2 separate regions of the Homo sapiens genome follow, and region 2 is linked to region 1. Evidence: read pairs that join two places in POLR2A ChIA-PET (ENCODE). Cell type or tissue: A673. All regions are shown on one strand.

What was found. ChIA-PET counts read pairs that join two places held together with the same protein. Peaks named below come from ENCODE experiments on the same cell type or tissue, not always from the same donor. Only the 100,000 strongest peaks of a DNase experiment are listed, where the experiment ranks them.
Region 2: POLR2A ChIA-PET joins it to region 1 with 6 read pairs; 2 of 35 experiments call an interaction of 5 or more read pairs at or near these places.

What each region holds. Positions count from the first base shown.
Region 1 is chr4:186,141,857-186,145,856 of GRCh38, forward strand. All of the region lies in intron 1 of FAM149A (family with sequence similarity 149 member A), which reads left to right. Among named protein-coding and RNA genes, the nearest start is that of FAM149A, 39 kb to the left of the region's middle. RefSeq lists enhancers at 1,896-2,396, 2,397-2,897. In A673, no CTCF peak of the experiment used is centred here; a DNase peak (open chromatin) is centred at 2,465; H3K4me3 peaks cover 916 bases.
Region 2 is chr4:186,444,156-186,448,155 of GRCh38, forward strand. The region is part of intron 1 of F11-AS1 (F11 antisense RNA 1); the gene reads right to left. Among named protein-coding and RNA genes, the nearest start is that of F11-AS1, 55 kb to the right of the region's middle. In A673, no CTCF peak of the experiment used is centred here; DNase peaks (open chromatin) are centred at 2,456, 3,266 and 3,676; H3K4me3 peaks cover 1,663 bases; H3K27ac peaks cover 3,910 bases.

The DNA of each region.
Region 1 (4,000 bases):
AAGGGCCCATCTCAGGTCAGTGTGGTTTGTAACTAATGGATGGGGTGAACTCTGATAAAATTCAAAGAAACCCACAAGGTATTGGCAGAGTGATGGAAGCGCCACTGGCTTGAACTAAAAGAGGCACAGACTTTTGGACCCCCTTCCCCAGCCTTCCCTGGAGGAAAGCAGGCTGAGAGGCTACTTAGTTGCAAACCTAGGCCATTTCTTTTCCCTGAGGAAGTCTCGGTAGAAGCAACAGCCCAGAGGACAGAGCTAAGGGCTGGGGAGAAGGCAGGAAGCAGAAGTGAGTCCTCCTCAAGGCAAGGCAGCAGGAGCCTGCTGGAACCCGCAGTGGCTGCTGCCTGGCTCCGCCACCTCTCTTGTTGGACAGGTGCCCACTGGGGATGTCCTGGCTCTGTCTCACCATTGTCGGTTGGGTGTGGAGAAGGCTGTTGCCTTGTCTCTCTAGTTCGCAGGTCTTCAGATGTAAAGGAAATACCCAAGCAGAAGCCTCATCTGTACGCGGACATGCTTTAGATGATGAGACTTCTGAGCATCTTGAAAGAGCTGAGTGTATCGTGCATGTGTAAATGACCTGTGGCCAGAGGACGGTTATGGCGGATTAAAGACGGCTGTAGGTTCTTCCCATTGAGAGCTGGGGTCTATTTTCCATCTCTTTCATTCTGGGACTGCTTTGATTATGGAGTACAGTGGAGGTGACACTGCCAGTTGCCACCTTGAATAGAGCTGACGGCTTCTGCCTCGCTTTCTTGGAGCCCTAAGCTGCCACGTAGAAATTCCAACGACTTCACTGGAGGGACCACTCAGAGAAGTGTTGAAGCTGCATGAGAGAAGGCTCAACTGAGCCCAGACTTCCAGCCACCCCCGACTGCATGGTGTAGACACATGAGTGAAGCCTTCTTAGAGCCTCCACACCAGACCACCCTCCACCTGTATGCCACTGAGCAACCCCACGGGGAGCAGAAGAAACACTCAACCTGCCGCAATTCCTGAGTTCTGTGGATTATGAGCATAACAACATGACTGTTGATTTAATCTACATTTGGGGTGGTTTGTTATGGGGTAATAGATATCTGGGACACATTCACACATATACATCCTAGCTGTGTGACCTCGAACATGTTACTTAAGGTCTCTGACATCAGTATTTTTATCAACAAAATTGTAATAATAGTGTCTACCTACTATGGGTGTTAAATATATGTAAGAATATATGTAAAATAATATATATAAAAGTAAAAGCAGCTAGCATATGTTTGGATCTTAAATGACTTTGTGTTCGATTTTTACTTTTTTTTTTTTTTTTTTTTTTTTTGAGACAAGAGTCTTGCTGTCTTGCCCAGGCTGGTCTTGAACTCCTGGGCTCTAGTGATCCTCCCATCTTGGCCTCTCAAAACACTGCGGTTACAGGTGGGAGCCATCACACCAGACTCCTTTCTTTTGTTTCCCTGGCATGCCCATCCTCCCACCCCTGGCAATATAAATAATATCAGCAAGTCTGTGTGGGCTTAAGATACCATAGTTTTCCTGATAGATATGTATACACATACACACACATCACACATATACACATATACATGTATCAGGATTTAAAATCTCATTAATTTTATAATTTATAACCACTTACCACTTTTATAAAAGTGGGGAGGATTCCAGTGTTCTTAGTTCAACAATGGATTACTGTTTTGTTTGTGTTTGTTTTTTTGAGACAGAGTCTCCCTCTGTCGCCCAGCCTGGAGTGGGTGGGGCGATCTCCGCCTCCCAGGTTGAAGTGATTCTCATGCCTCAGCCTCCTGAGTAGCTGGAATTACAGGCACGCACCACCACACCCAGCTAATTTTTGTATTTTTAGTAGAGACTGGGGTTTCACCATGTTGGCCAGGCTGGTCTTGAACTCCTGATCTCAAGTGATCCGCCCACCTCAGCCTTCCAAAGTGCTGGGATTACAGGCGTGAGCCACCCTGGCTGGACTACTGTTTTTGTTATTGGTAGTGATTTCTTGTCACCGTGCTAGGGTGGTGCATCAGAAATAAACTGGGCTTTTTAGTAAAAACTCGGAAATACATGGTTTACCTCTGTAAATACGGGATACTTGGCAGGAGAAATTGTACCTGTTGAAACTTAGATGGCCTCAGCTCTCAAAAGAGACTGGCTACGGCAGGACGGGGATGAGTGTTGTACCGGCACCCAGTGCACTAACTGTCATTACTAAAATCCCTGTCGTGGGAAAGGCATGCCTCGTGCAGTGCCCACCCTCTGAGACTCAAAAATGTAGTTCACCTCCGCGACCTCACCCCTTCTTCCCTTAGCATGTGAAAATGACGGCTTGGCAGTTTCACCAGCTCACAGGAGAGCGTCCAGCTGCTCTGCTCCTGGTATAATCCTGGGCCTCCAAAACTGAAACGAGCACATGGTAACGCAAGCGGCAGGCATGCTCGGGGTGTGCAGGAGATGCACCGGCTTGTGTGAGCCGGTAGGGCAGGACGGGCGTGGAAGGGTCCACGTCTTTAGTATGCATGCTTAGATCTAGCGTTCCTGTTGATGGAGTAATGGTTCTCGCATTGACCAGATCCGGGGCTTCATTTTTTAAACCTCATTCGTCCACTCCCCACCCCAGCCTGGTGTGCGCACCCTTTGATGGGGCGGGGATAGGCGAGATGGTCCTGTGGTTCTCTGCCTTCTTCTGGTGAATTAAAATCCGATTTGGAAGAGAGAAGGGCAGCCAGCACCAGTATGCACAGCCCCCGGCCCCAGAGACCCGGGAAGGAGTAGGGAGGCCGGGCCGTGCGCGGAGGAGTGGCCGCTGGGTTGGAAACCCGGCCCGGCAGGGAGCGGGGAAGGCGCGCTTTCCCGGAGGTCGGCGCGGGGCCGGGGCCGGGGCCGGGGCCCGGAGCGGGGATGGGCGGGCGCAGCCGGGATTAGCTGGCGGGCGAGGGCGCAGCGCAGGGAGGAGGAGGGGAGGCGGCGCCGGCGCGGGCGGGGCGGAGGATCTGGAGAGGGAAGGGGCGTGCGAGCCCCGCGGACCCCGGGCGCGCCCGGGCCGCCTGAGCTGGGCCAGCCGCGCGGCGGGCGCGGGCGCGGGCGCGGGCGCGGGCGCGGGCGGGTGGGGAGCCCCAGCCCCGGGGCCGCGGGGGCGCGTGACCGGCTGTCTGCGTGGGGCCCGCGCGCGGTGCCTCTGCCTGACGGTGCCCGAGCCTAGCGCGGAGCCTGGCGCGGGGGCTGCGAGCACAGGCCCGGGGCTGATCGTAATCGGGTGAGTCTCATCCGGCAGCAGGGCTCGCCTTCTGGCCGCTCTGCAGGCGATGTGCGCGGTGTTCTCCGCCCGCGGGCCGGCTGCGTCTGGCCCGGGCTTCCCTGCAGGCACTCGGGAAGCGTCAGGCCGGCCCCGGGCATGGCTCACGCGGGGAAGCGTTCGCCGCCAAAGGGACTCCTTCGTCACTGCGGTCGCTCCTGGGACTTGCTGGTGTTGGGTCAGGGCGGTGTGAGTGTTCCGTGCTGAGGAGCGGCTTCCCATGGCCACCCTGGAGTGCCCCTGTGTGTCCCCCCATCCAGAAAACCAGCCTGCATTTTAACCCGTTCAGAGTACAGTGCTTATGTCAGACAGTCCTGTCAACTAGGAATAGAAAATTTTGAAAGCTGCTGTCACTGACATTAGAATTTCTACAAAGCAGTGTGGCAGAGGTTTGTGGGCTGTCAAGAAGCAACCTAAAACAGTAACTCTGGATGATGATTTTCCTGACAGCTGGAATGGAGTCATGGAGATTGGAACTCACCCTTAACCTCCATGCGCCAACAAATGAGTGCAGTCTAGTTTAGTGACTGCACTTCAGTCCACCCTACGAAGACCTGTCCCCAAATCAACAGCCTTGCTCTATTTAAACAGTATGGACAGGAACTAGTATAGAACTTGCATGTCTATGTTTAGAAGCTTCATGGACATGCCACCATATTCAAGTTTTAAAATACCTGTGGGATGCATCCTGTAAGTTGTGTACAC
Region 2 (4,000 bases), 300 kb after region 1:
TAGTCGAGTTATTTATTTGACTATATAAAGTAATATTGAATCTTCTACTCTCATTAGTAACCTAATTCTTCAATTTCTCTGATTTTTCTTGAACGGTATGTCATCAAAGTGACTATCATTTTAGCTAAATACATTGTCATATATGAGCAAAATTGCATATTGATAGAATTTCTGAAATTTCTTTTACTTTATTTGACATATTTTACACTAAAAAAAATCAATGTAACTGATAGGACTTCTTAAATTGCCTATTTTAAAAAAATGTATTACCCCTACAATTGTAAGTAATTTGGAAGCCCTGGTACAACCTATACAGTGTTTTTGAATTTGATTCTGAGTGGACAGCTGTAGGAGGGAGAATTACTGAGTCACAAAATGAAACAGATCACAGCACTGATTGGGCCCTACTTCTTATCAAAAGAGGCTCTTCATACACTTAACTCAGCAAGTCACTGTTGAGCACTGGAAATCGTGGAGCTAGGTCCATCCTCACTCCCCTCCCTGTCCAAATGAGAGGAGGAAATGCCCAAACTATTATCTTTCCAAACCTGAGCCGTCTTTTTGTCGCCTCCATCACATGATCAGATTTTTTGTGTGCTCACTGTACTCATTCTTCCCCCTTTTTCTATCATGGATACATCCCAGCCTTTTACATCAGAAATGTGCTCAGTTTTTTTCCCTCCCCAATCTTCTACCACCCTTTGCTTTCATTTATTCCTTAAACGACTATCCCTTTTCTTTTCCCTCGTTCATCAACAACGTTTTGAGAAAGTCCAACGTGAACTTCAAAGCCCAACTGATTATAAATGCTTCCCTCTCTCAATGCTTCCCTGGCCACCATTCAGAATCGGTGCGCCACCTAGGAAACTATCTTTTAGACAGTCGTTACTGAGGGATTGTTTTTGAAGTTAGTAAAATAAAATACACTCCCTGGTTCTCCTGATAATCACGGAAATCGTTTGCTATAAAGCTATTTCAATAAAGCAATAATAGAAAAACAAACATCAGGAAGGAACAATGAGCTCTGAGAGGACCTAGGAACATTAGGGGTAGGAAGATGAATTTAAACTATGCCTCGAGGACAAATAAGGATGTTGCTGACGGTGCCAAAGGTGGGGAGAAAAGGACAATAAGACAAACAGCATGAGCAAAGGCATTAAAATACGACATCCATGACTCACTCAGTGTATTTAAAGATAAAATGTTTAAATGTATTTTCCAGGTGTTACATGGTCCTTAATGATTTTTCAAATCCTTCAGTATATAACATGCAGGCTCATTTGGTTTTCATTTACACACTGTCTCTGTAATTCTGTCATACTTGCCTCAAGTGACTTTACCGTGGAAGAGGACCTGCAGGGAAGCACATAGCACAGGTTGCAGGACAGCTTCGTGGCTCTTGGCTAATTCGAGAATGTATGAGTGGCAGAATTCCATATAGTTATTCTCATCCTAACATACTACATGGAAGCAAGATTGTAAAGAAGGAACACTTGCCTACCTTTAAATACAAAAGGTGACCAATATTTACCAAAAAGAATCTTGCAGTTGTTGTGAACAACCAAATTCATGTAGAACAGTTTGCAATAACAGCTATTAAGAAAACAAATGGTCTGTTATTCAGACCAGAACTCCTGTTGCTCTTTAGATGACAAATGCATGACGCTTTAAATGTATGTACGAAAAATAAATCTTTTAGAAGACTTTCAAAAATACTTCTAATTTAGAGTTTCTGACTCAGCCTCTCAACTTTCATTCCTTCATAATTCACTCATCCATAATAATATTTATTAGAATCTACCTCTGTATAAGGCCCTTTCTAGGAGTCAGGGATGAAGTGGGGAATAAGGTAGACCAGGTCCCTGCCCTCATAGCAACCATATTCTAGGGAAGCAAAAAAGATTTGCTTTTCAAGCACTCCAAGGTTGCTAATTATTTTCCTGGTTTCCCACATGGTTGTTGAGAAACCAAACAAAACTTGTCTTTGGCGTATATTCTTTCTATTCTTTGAAAATTTTGTACATTAGCAAAACACATTCACTAAAGCAAATAATTTTTCTTGGTTAAGTAATTTGGTTATTCTTACCAAAGATATAGAGACCTTCCTTCAATAAACTATAAACATTTTCAGCAAATAACTAATCAGAGTTTATGTGAGTTTTTTCCAAATATGCACAACTTATAGTAGCAAAATATTTGCAAACTCAGTAATCATAAGTTAAACCATAATGATGATGACATATTTTGAAACATTTCTTTGTTTAGTACCTTGAATATGCCACACACTATCCTAAAAGAAAAAAAGTGAAGATTCAAAAGCAGTGAGAGAAAATTTCCCTGTACAGTACACAAAGTTGTATGTACTTCAGTGGGGTTGGTGTTTTTCTCCAGGAGCGTCTACCAGCACAGCTTTGATCCCTTCATCAACAATATCCTAAAATTCAACGCTTTTATGGTTACAATACTGCCTTTCCAAAGGCATGTCAGCTAGATCTAGCATACAGTTTTTGGCACAATTTATTTCCTTCCTTCCTTCCTTCCTTCCTTCCTTCCTTCCTTCCTTCCTTCCTTCCTTCCGCCTGCCCTCCCTCCCTCCCTCTCTCTCCCTTTCTTTCTTTTCTTTTCTTTTCTTTCTTTCTCTTTCTCTCTCTCTCTTTCTTTCTTTCTTTTCTAGGATGGAGTTTTGCTCTTGTTGGCCAGGCTGGAGTGCAATAGTGTGATCTTGGCTCACCGAAACCTCCACCTCCCAGGTTCAAGCGATTCTCCTGCCTCAGCCTCCCGAGTAGCTGGGATTACAGGCATGCATCACCACGCCCAGCTAATTTTGTATTTTTAGTAAAGACGGGGTTTCTCCACGTTGGCCAGGCTGGTCTCGAACTTCCGACCTCAGGTGATCTGCCCACCTTGGCCTCCCAAAGTGCTGGGATTACAGGTGTGAGCTACCGCACCTGGCCTCTCTATTTTTAACTGTGCAACAAAAGATATTCCACAAGAAGGTAACTTCAGTTCCAATTGTTTGTTCTGTGAGAACTTGGTTTAGAGATAGGGTTGGTAAATTGTTAAAGGTGTGTGGTATTTTTAGTCATTTCCCAATTTGCTAAATTACAAAGGACTAGCTTTTTGATAGATTACTGGGTGGCCAATCTGATTGATAGGAAGCTCAAAGACAAGTCTGATCCTCAATTACACATTTTTAATCCTCGAAGCCAGAGGGTTAGTCTTTTCTTTAACTTCCTTTTTAATTAATTTTATTAATCTGTTGCAGATGTTCTTCTGATATATCCATGTTCGTCAAGGAAGATGGACATGAAAGCTAATGTCTTGGCACAAGATTACGTCTAAAGCCCACAACTTAAAATGAGATGGGCTAAACTTCACATAAACTGCATACACCTTGGTATCACTCCTCCTCAAACTACCGTCTCACTACTTACAGACATTCCAGCTTCAGAATCCACGCCTTATATAAGGTGACTGCCACCTCCTGCTCTCTCAAAATACTTCCCTACTTTTAGGTGTCAAAGGAGCAGTAAAGGGTCTAATCCTATAAAAATTCATTTCTGCCAATATGCTAGCCCCTCAGGAAACAGTCTTAAATCATTATACAATTTGCATTTCTTAACATTTTAGGTGCCATTTAGGTCAGTGGGGGGAAATCTCTTTGGGCCAGCCTTTCGATTTTGGTGTCACAGATTGTTTAACAAAGATGACAGCAGTTCCAACCACCAGCGCCAAGGGGCTACTTCCCTCAACACGTCAGAATGCACAGGATTAAAAGAAGAGTTTCCCAAAAACATTGTATCTGGTGAACTTAGATTAGGTCGAATCTTCTAACCCAAGCAAAAAGGCATTATCTTGCTTCCATCCTTATTAAAATCTTGGTGTTTGTTTTACAGTTTTGGTCTTTAAGCTCACAAAACCCAAAGGATTTTTGAATAATTCCCAGTAGTTTTACCATGTATAAAAACTGCCTTCAATTTTATAAGCTTCTTTGATCTCT